Regions from separate parts of the Homo sapiens genome. Here region 2 is linked to region 1. Evidence: read pairs that join two places in POLR2A ChIA-PET (ENCODE). Cell type or tissue: GM12878. All regions are shown on one strand. Each heading gives the region's core, and the rest is flanking DNA. Links, peaks and the distances in the headings are about the cores only. Region 1 has its middle 56 kb from the start of KAT6B. Region 2 overlaps ADK (adenosine kinase).

What was found. Peaks named below come from ENCODE experiments on the same cell type or tissue, not always from the same donor. Only the 100,000 strongest peaks of a DNase experiment are listed, where the experiment ranks them.
Region 2: POLR2A ChIA-PET joins it to region 1 with 6 read pairs; 3 of 35 experiments call an interaction of 5 or more read pairs at or near these places.

What each region holds. Positions count from the first base shown.
Region 1 is chr10:74,767,752-74,773,132 of GRCh38, reverse strand. No RefSeq gene overlaps it. Among named protein-coding and RNA genes, the nearest start is that of KAT6B, 56 kb to the left of the region's middle. In GM12878, for the core only: no CTCF peak of the experiment used is centred there; no DNase peak of the experiment used is centred there.
Region 2 is chr10:74,252,821-74,258,201 of GRCh38, reverse strand. All of the region lies in intron 3 of ADK (adenosine kinase), which reads right to left. LOC124902456 (a long non-coding RNA gene) reads right to left here. Exons shown (of 2, transcript XR_007062198.1): 2 at 3,325-5,381. Among named protein-coding and RNA genes, the nearest start is that of ADK, 100 kb to the right of the region's middle. In GM12878, for the core only: no CTCF peak of the experiment used is centred there; a DNase peak (open chromatin) is centred at 2,796.

The sequences.
Region 1 (5,381 bases), core at 82-5,081:
ATCATTTGGCCGAGTGCAGTGGATCACGCCTGTAATCCCAGCACTTTGCAAGGCTGAGGGACGTGGATCACTTGAGGTCAGGAGTTCGAGACCAGCTTGGCCAACATGGCAAAACCCTGTTTCTATTAAAAATATGAAAATTAGCCAGGTGTGGTGGTGGACCTGTAATCCCAGCTACTCAGGAGGCTGAGGCAGGAAAATCGCTTGAACTCAGGAGGCAGAGGTTGCAATGAGCTGAGATTGTGCCACTGCACTCCAGCCTGGGCAACAGAGCAAGACTCTGTCTCAAAAAAAACAAAATAAAATCATTTGGCCTGGCTCAATGTCTCACACCTGTAATGTCAGCACTTTGGGAAGCTGCGGGGGTGGGCAGATGGTTTATCTCAGGTGTTCAAGACCAGCTTGGGCAACATAGCAAGACCCCATCTCTACAAAAAGTACAAAGGTTAGCCAGGTGTGGTGGTATGTGTCTGTAGTCCCTCTTCTCAGAAGGCTGTGGTGGGAGAATTGCTTGAGCCTGGGGAGCTCAAGGCCGCAGTGAGCCATGATTAAGCCACTGCACTCCAGCCTGGGCAGCAGAGTGAGATCCTGACTAAAAAAAAAAAAACAAAAAATTGGCCAGGCTTGATGACTCACGCCTGTAATCCCAGCACTTTCGGAGGCTGAGGCAGGTGGATCACGAGGTCAGGAGTTCAATACCAGCCCGGCCAGCATAGTGAAACCCCATCTCTACTAAAAATACAAAAATTAGCCCAGTGTGGGGGCGGGTGCCTGTAGTCTCAGCTACTTGGGAGGCTGAGGCAGGAGAATCGCTTGAACCCAGGAGGCGGAGGTTGCAGTGAGCTGAGATCATGCCACTGCACTCCAGCCTGGGCGACACAGCAAGATTCTGTCTCAAAAAAAAAAATTATTTATACCTACATCTTAGCAGAATTCACGCCCCTCTCACCCTCCTAACCTGGTGGCCTTTCACTAGTTTTATGAAGGCAGCTTAGTTTTTGGGAAGGGTTATTAATTATCATTTAAACTAGAAACTAAATTTCAAGGCCTGGCAAGGTGGCTCATGCCTGTAATCCCAACACATTTGGTTGGCAGGCCGAGGCGGGTGGATCACATGAGGCTAGGAGTTTGAGACCAGCCTCGGCAACATGGTGAAATCCCATCTCTATAAAACAGACAAAAATTAACTGAATGTGATGATGGTTCATGCCTGTAATCCCAGTTACTCAGGAGGCTGAAGTGGGAAGACGGCTTGAGCCCCAGAGGCAGAGGCTGCAGTGAGCCATAATCAAACCACTGCAATCCAGCCTGGGCAACTGAGCCAGACCCAGTCTCAAAAAACAAAACAAAACAAAACAAAACAAAAAATGGCCAGGCATGGTGGCTCATGCCTGTAATCCAAAGCATGGGGCAGGTGGATCACTTCAGCCTTGAGAGGCTGGGGCAGGTGGATCACTTGAGCTCGGGTGTTCAAGACCAACCTGGCCAACAAAGTCAGGTCTCTACTGAAAATACAAAAATTAGCCAGGACTGGTGGCATGCACCTGTGGTCCCAGCTACTCAGCAGGCTGAGGTGGGAAGATCGCCTGGGCCTGGGGAGATCGAGGCCGCAGTGAGCCATTATCACACCACTGCATTTTAGCCTGAGTGACAGAGTGAGAACCCCCTTCACACACACACACAAAAAAACGAAAAAAAAAAAAAAAAAAAGGCTAGGTGCAGTGGCCTATGCTTGTAATCCCAGCGTTTTTTGATTGCTTGTGTCCAGGAGTTCAAGACCATCCTGGGCAACATCACTCCAAAAAAGAAAATTAGCTGGGTGTAGTGGAGCATGACTGTAGTTCCAGCTACTCAGGAAGCCGAGGCGAGAGGATCTCTTGAGCCTGCCAGTAGAGGCTTCAGTGAGCCATAATTGCACTAATGCACTCTGCCTAGGCAACAGAGAAAGACCCTGTCTCATTAAAATATATATATATATATATAGTTTTAAAAAATGACTGGACGCAGTGATTCATGCCTATAATCCCAACACTTTGGGATGATCGCTTGATCTCAGGAGTTCAGGACCAGCCTGGGTAAAACAGCGAGGCCCTGTCTTGAAACTGCCTTTGCAAAAGAATTATAACTGAGGAAGTTATGACAGTTGAAAGAGATCTGACCTAACCAACTCCACCTTGTTTCTAGCCTCACGGGTTGGCTATCTGCTCATTCCTGGGCATGGGCCAAACTCACTTTGGGAGAAATTTAGTTTATAGTTTAAATAATAGCCTTTCCCTAAAACTAAACTGTTCTTGTAAAACTAATGAAAGGCCACCAAGTAAGGATGAGAGGGACTTGAATTCTAAATAATACTAGCCATTATTCCAGAGATCATAAGATTTGCAACTTCTCCAATTACTCTTGAAGATAACATGGTAGAAGCTAGGATTGGCCTTTTAAAATGTCTCTTCAGGTTTTTGCATTTCTGACAGCCTGATGGTCCCACCTGGACCTGCCAATCAGTCCTGTGACCCCACCCAGGAACTGACTCAGCATAAGAGGACAGCTTTGACTCCCTGTGATTTCATCTCTGAGCCAACCAATCAGTGCTCCCAACTCACTGGTCCCCTACCCACCAAATTATTAAAAATTCTAATCCCTGAATTCTCAGGGACACTTATTTGAATAATAATAAAACTCCAATCTTTCATGTAGCTGGCTCTGCATGAATTAAACTCTTTCTCTATTGCAATTAACCTGTCTTGATAAATTGGCTCTGTCTAGGCAGTGGGCAAGGAGAACTCCATGGACAGTTATAGTCTCTACAAAAAAATTTTTTAAAATTAGCCAGGTATGGTGGCATGTGGCTATAGTCCCAGCTACTCAGGAGGCTAAGGCAGGAGGATAACTTGGGCCCAGGAGTTCTAGACTACAACAAGAGCTATGATGATGCTACTGTACTCTAGCCTAGGAAACAGAGCAAGACTCTGTCTCTAAAGAAGTTTTTTAAATTAAATTTAATTTAAAAAATTAAAAATTTTATTTAGGCTGGGCATGGTGGCTTACGCCTGTAATCCCAGCAATTTGGGAGGCTGAGGTGGGCGGATCATCTGAGGTCGGGAGTTCGAGACCAGCCTGACCAACATGGAGAAACCCCGTCTTTACTAAAAATACCAAAAAAAAAATTAGCCAGGTGTGGTGGTGCATGCCTGTAATCCCATCTACTTGGGAGGCTGAGGCAGGAGAATCGCTTGAACCCAGTAGGAGGAGGTTGCGGTGAGCCGAGATTGTGCCATTGCACTCCAGCCTGGGCAACAGGAGTGAAACTCTGTCTAAAAAAAAAAAATTATTTAAAGAAACTTGCTGTTTTACTTAAATGTAATCAAAAGGGAAATTTTTATTATTTATTTATTTATTTACTTTTTTTGAGATGGAATTTCACTCTTGTTGCCCAGGCTGGAGGGCAATGGCTCCATCTCAGCTCACTGCAACATCTGCCTCCCAGTTACAAGCAATTCTTCTGCTTCAGCCTCCCGAGTAGCTGGGATTACAGGCATGTGCCACTATGCCCGGCTAATCTTGTATTTTTAGTAGAGACAAGGTTTCCCCATGTTGGTCAAGCTGGTCTCCAACTCCCGACCTCAGGTGATCTGCCCACCTCAACCTCCCAAAATGCTGGGATTACAGGTGTGAGCCACCGTGCCCAGCCCAAAAGGGAAATTTTATATCAATATTATAAATAGAAAAACCACTGTCACTTGCCTTTATTGATTGAACTAAGCATATTAATATTCGAAATAAAAAATATTGTTTTGTGAATCCTTTAGTATGATCTTGGGAACCATCTTTTGGGAAACATTACTTCTCATTCAGCACTTTCTTCACCTAATACACTGGCCATTTGCTTGGCATACAAGAATTTCTGATTCTCCCTGTCCTTCCCCTTCTCAAGGGCTGAGATGCTGTGTCCTATGGAAAGTGAAATTCCTTCAGTTCTATTAAAGGAAACTAAATATGGCCTGAGAAGGACTCCATACTTCTATATGTAAGTCCTTGTGGATGAACTGCAACCTAATTTAATAGGTAGACAAGATTGAAAACCTAACTTAGGAGTATGCCCCTGTAACAATCGCTGAATCTTGTCCAGTCCCAGTGGCCATACTTTAACCAGTCATACACTGATGAGTGCTCAAACTGTGATCAAATGAGGCAAACGCTGAGCTGTAATCAATCCAGCTGTTTCTGCACCTCATTTCCAATTTCTGCCCGTCACTTTACTTTTTTTATCTATAAATTTGTTCTGACCATGAGGCACCCCTGGAGTCACTCTGAATCTGCTGTGATTCTGGGGGCTGCCCAATACACCAATCGTTCATTGCTCAGTTAAACTCCTTTAATTCTGCTGAAGTTTTTTTTCTTTTAACAGTCCTGGTTAATGTGAATTTATCTTGGGTCAGCTCAGAAGGCTCCAGCAGAGCCCCTGGGTGCCCAGGTGTGCCCTGGGCTGCTCTTGGGGTGGGGCCTGTGGTTGTTCTCATTCCATTGCATTGCGTGGCTGCCCACCCCAGGGTGAGTCCACCATAACCTACCTCTGAGCACAGGCATTCAATTTTTTTTTTTTTTTAAGATGGAGTCTCCCTCTGTCACCCAGTGCAATGGCTTGATCTTGGCTCACTGCAACCTCTGCCTCCCAGGTTCAAGCAATTCTCCCACTTCAGCCTCCCGAGTAGTTGGGATTACAAGTGTGCACCACCATGCATGGCTAATTTTTGTATTTTTTGGTAGAGATAGGGTTTCACCATGTTGGCCAGGCTGGTCTCAAACTCCTGACCTCTACTGATTTGCCCACCTCGGCCTCCCAAAGTGCTGGGATTACAGACGTGAGCCACTGCACCTGGCCAGCATTCAATTTTTATGATTTGTAAATTTCACTACTCAGAAAACCAGGATAATGACTCAGGTGAATACTCAGACCCTTCTGTAAAAGAAAAACACAATGAAACATTTTGTTATTATATACCATGCAATTGTTTCCAATTAGCCCAGGATTCATGCTGCATGTTATAGAACACAAAGTATCTCTAAACAGTCTAGAAAGACTTCTCGTACAGTATACTGCGTAATTATATTATTGCTGCTGATTTGTAATTTTCATTATAAACAAGTTTGCTGAGAGGTTCATAACTCCGCCTTAGCTTTCATAAAGCGTCTTTTTGGCAGGTACGAGTGGAATTGGATGCAAATCCACACTCTAAATTAAGTGAGAACTTGCTAAGTCACTTTATTTAGATCAAGGAGGGATTTTGATCAGTGTTTGGAGAGAGTACAGACGCTTTTTGGTCCTGCCACTTCCCATAACTATACACAGCTATTTTATCAGGAGAAACTGGTTCCCAGGGGTA
Region 2 (5,381 bases), core at 135-5,134, 510 kb after region 1:
CATCTAATAATATTTTGTCTACTTACAACACTAAACTACACTAAAAAAATACTTAAATATTTCTCATAACTCCTTTAAAAAGGTATTCAAGCAAGAGGAAAAGCTCATAATTCTCACTATAAAAATAAATAAAAACTAATTTATTAAGAAGGAAGCAAGTGAGGAAAAAGAACATTTCTGAAACAAAACACAGAAGTAGTGTCTGCAGTTCTCTCAATACCCTTGTGGGTGGTAACTACAGCCCAGAAACTTTTACACATAAATTGCTAACTCCCCTGAGTTTAAAGCCATGGTAATTAGGCTCATTATCTTACATGTTAATGACACAGAGACAATAAGTTTGCAGTGAATAATTCATAAACTATCAGCTCTCACTGTAATGTTCATTGCTAATCGTTTATTTACAGTACAAGTTACACTGCATTTTTTTCTATAGTTTAAATTTATTGCCTAAACAGAAATCATTTCATGTCAAAATCTAATTTACTATCAATAAATAATAATTTCAAGCATATATTGGCTTGTATAGTTGTATAATTTTTACTCATTATTCATAGTTATGATAATCAATAAACCACCATAAGAATGTCATATAGAAAGACTAAAGTATCTATAGATTATGTATAGATGATTATTCTAAATTAAATTTCAAAAACAATATGCTCAATTGATATAAAATTATAAATTGCTTTATTAACTCATATTTTTCATTTAAGTATTAATATCACCACACTCACTTTAAAACATACATATAGATTATTATGAAACTTTGAATATCAAAGTACCATTTAGATTTCCTTATTATGCAAATACTGACTATAAAATACAGTTGACCCTTGAATGAAGTGGGTTTGAACTGCGCAAGTCCACCTACAGGCTGAAATTTTTCAACCAAATGTGGATTGAAAATACAGAATTCACAGGATACGAAACTTGCGCATACAGAGAGCCAACTTTTCCTTTATGTAGGTTTCACAGCACCCACTGTGGGACTTAACATATTTGTAGACTTGGGTCCTGGAACCACCCGCCCATGTATACTGAAGGATGACTGTAATATCATGTAAAATATAAAGTTCAGTAACCTATAAAATTGCAGTTGTCTTCAATTTTTACCCATTTTTGTAATGGATTTAATATCACACTTTTATTTAACAAATTAAAGATAAGTCAATTTTAGTCTCTTTCAAAATGACTCTTAGTTGCAGTAACTCATTTTGGTTTACACATATTATGAGAACTTTTATGTTACTATGTTACCTAAGTTATTGTGCTTTCAAAAATTTCTCTAAATCAGAGAGGTAAAAAATTTTCTATAAATGTCTGTACTTCTACAATGATTCCTTCAAAAATACTGTTTTGATATATGGTTGCATCAATAAAAACACGTTAGGTTCATGTACCATTTATCAGGTAAGAACTGCAAAATATCAGTGGCTTAAAACAATAAGGTCATTTTCTTGCTTACACTAGCTGTTCATCATAAGTCATTTGAGGACTCCACCCCACATCTTTTCATCTCAGTACCCAAGATGATGGAGCAATCACCATCTCACATTTTACCAGTTATCATGGTAAATGGAAAGAGTAGTCTGGACAGTCTTGCACTGGTAATTAAATGCTCTGGCCTGTAAAAACATTATTTTACTTCTGCTCACAACTAAGCATAATTATCTGAGAAAGTTTACCCTTCAAAAAGTTTAAATCTTTACAATTTCAAAAAAAAAATGTTTACCTCACTAAGAAGGCCATGAAGATAGGTTACATAATGTTCACTAAAGACGAAGAGCATTCCAGGTTCCTTTTTGTATTAAATGACTATCAAATCATAACAATCAGTTCTTGCCAAATCTGCTAAACATATAACCAGGATAATGTTAAGTACTCTTTCAAAACTGCAAATTTGACCACATCACTTGCTTAAAATCCTCTAATCTTCTCAGCATGGCGCTCCATGAAATGATCCCTGACTGCCTTTCTGTCAACTCTGAATACTCAATAAAATTTACAAAATGCTCCAAGGGAGACAAAACTAATAAATATGCTGCACGCAGGCTTTCCTGCCTTTTCACATGTCAGAATGCTTTCTCTGCCACCTCCACTTGAAAGCTTCCTCTTCCTTCAACTAAGCTTAAGCCTATCGCCACTGTGAAGCTTTTCTTGACTCTGATTACAACACCCAAAGGATTTTGTACTCCCTCAACACTGATTCCAGATCTGCACTGTGACTGTTCGTTGACTACCCAGTTATGAGCTTCTCAAAGGCAGACACTATTATTTACAAATATGAGTCCCTGGTATGAGACATTTAGTGGCTAACAAATGTCTAGAAAATGACTAAAGTTCCACAGTGCCAAAGAATGGTCTTAAAGAACAGCAGTATGTTTTAGAAATGAAGAATACCTGTTCTGACTGTCCATGGAGAGATAACTGCAAAAGTAAGTTTGCTTAACAAATTCCTTTTAGTATCTAAATGCTAGAGCTAATTTTGTTGGTGGCAATTCTAATAAATTAACTTAAAGTTATAGGACATTGAACTAATTTTTCTTTCATTCATTCCCCAGACTTTTATTTATTCAACTCAGATGTACCAAATGCCAGGATCTATGAGAAATTCTAAGAATGGCATTCATGTTAGTGGAGCTGTTGTCATCATTATACATATTGGACTGTCAAATTATGCCCCCAGTTAATTGACAAGATAGACTCCTTGTGGCTCAAAGGTAAAAGCAGAACCAAGAGGCAATGACAGGGTAAGGGAGCAATTATACCCTGTGTCCTTAAAAGTGTTGCAAAACCTGTTTTTCTGCCACCAAGTCAAAGAACAGTTCCTTTTGGTGATCATTTGGAAATTCCCCAAATGATCACCAAAAGACCACCTGGTGCCAACTGACCAACCACCTGGAAACAACCAACTAAGACACACTGGTGATTTGGGGATTAAAGGTCATCTAATCAAGACTTTATTCCTTACTTCCTTGACCCCACCTCCCCTGTCCTACAATTTTTGCCTTTATAATTTCTAACTCTCCAACCCCCAACTAGGACCTCATTTTCATTTTACACCACAGGCTGCATATCCCCAACCTACTATTGTTTTCTATAGAAAAATAAAGCTGTCCTTTTTTCCTCCATGGATCTCATGGTCTTTTGTTACATGACAAAAATAGGCTGTTTAATATTTTACTCATCTAAATTTTTAATATCTGATGTTCACTTTGACCATCAACATAACAAGAAAATACTGTACAGCATAATTTTATATTAACACAATTCACTGTAGTTATTAAAAAGTTTGAACAATGATTATCCACTAGCCATAAAACTCTCAACAGTTTAATAGCAAATAAACAAAGGAAGGTATCACACTTGGCAAATACAAAATGACTATTTGTCCATTGTGTCTGTGCAACTAAAACAGATTTAGGTTCCCCATTGGTACAAAAGGAAAAACACACAAAAAAAGAAGGAGATTCCTTTTAAACACAGAGCTCTTTGCTCCAAACTTGTAACAATTTTTTTTTCTTTTTACATTCACTACACAAACTCTGTGATTAGATAAGAAAAGTAACAAGGGCTATTCTTTTTTTTTTAACTGTCAACTTTTTGAAGTGTGTTATTGAATAATATTTTTCAGGTATACAATTTTAATATGAAACATTTTAATCAAAAGCAATCTGACATTAAAATACATAATTTTCTTTTTAGAAGAAAAAATGAGGAAATAAAAAAAAGAGGCATATCTAGATCCAGCAACCGAACCTGAAAGGTAAATATTAAAAATACTGCATTTGGTGTTTTTGGTGAGCTAATTCCTTTTTTACAATTTGTGGGACTCTATTTAAGGAAAGGAATACAAAATTAGGTGTGAAGTAAATATCTGGAATGAGAAAATAAATTACAACTAAACACTAACTTTAAAAGGCTAACAAATGCCAAAAACATGAATTTCAAAAAGAAGAGCATATCTTTATTAATTGCCTAATCTATCTCTATAATGCTCTTATTTTCTTACATTTCTGGCTGCATTTCTTGATTTCCTCTTCATATAACAATTTTGCAACATTAAGAGAATAGAAAGATAATTTTATCTTTTTACTACTGTGTTTGATCAATTTTTAGTACTGACAGTGTAGGCCAGGCACGGTGTCTCACACCTGTAATCCCAGCACTTTGGGAGGCTGAGGCGGGCGGATCACTTGAGGTCAGCAGTTCGTGACCAGCCCGGCCAACATGGTGAAACCCCATCTCTACTAAAAATACAAAAATTTGTTAGGCATGATGGTGCGTGCCTGTAGTCTCAGCTGCTCAGGAGGCTGAGGCAAAAGAATCACCTGAACCTGGGAGGCAGAGGTTGCAGTGAGCAGAGATCACACCCCTGCACTCCAGCCTGGGTGACAGAGGAGACTCCATCTTAAAAAAAAAAAAAAAAAAAGGCAGTGTAGAGAGTTTATATCAGCTTTATAACTTCTTTATAACTTATTACTGATAATGTCATATACATTCTTAGGAATATTATCAAATTTACGAAAACCACAATCAAGTTCCAAGATTTAGAAAAATTTTCCAGACTAGTTTCTCACTCTAAACACTTAAACGATGTTTCTCTTCCTCTACCTCTACCACAAAGAACATATTTATAATGCTCTAAGACCCTTGCCCCTACTGAGTTAGGAGGCAGGACTTGACTCTAGAGACAGGTTCAGACACCCAATTAAATTGAGGACTAGCTGAAAGATGATTAGGCAGAAGAAGCTTTCCATCAGACACACCCACCAGTGTGCCATGTCAACACTGCTATGAGAACACCCAGGAGTTACCACCACTTTCCATGGCAATGACCCAATGACCCAAAAGTTACTATCCCTTCCCTAGAAATTTCTGCATAAACCACTCCTTAATCTGCATGTTATTAAAAAAGGGTATTAATAACTGCCCTGAACTGCTACTCTCTGCCTACGGGGTAGCCCTGCTCTGCAGGAGCAGTCACCGAGCTATAACACCACCAGAGCTGTAACACTGCCTGTTCAATAAATCTATTTTCTTCTACCTCTGGCTTGCCCTTGAATTCTTTTCTGGGCAAAGCCAAGAACCCTCACGGGCTGAGCCCCACTTTGGGGCTCACCTGCCCTGCAAAACTACATCTATGTATCACAAGGCCAGGGAAGTAGACACAGTGGACAGTAATAACATTCCTGGAAGTAATGCCTACAAAATAACTGGACACATAAACAACTGCTAACCATATACTATCTCTAAATGTATCCTCTACTCAATTTTCCCTTAGCTCAGGCCACTCTAATGCCACCCAATATGAGGGTATGATACAGGGAAAGTCTAAGTGAAAAGGAATAGCAGTTTTAATGGATTAAATACCTAAC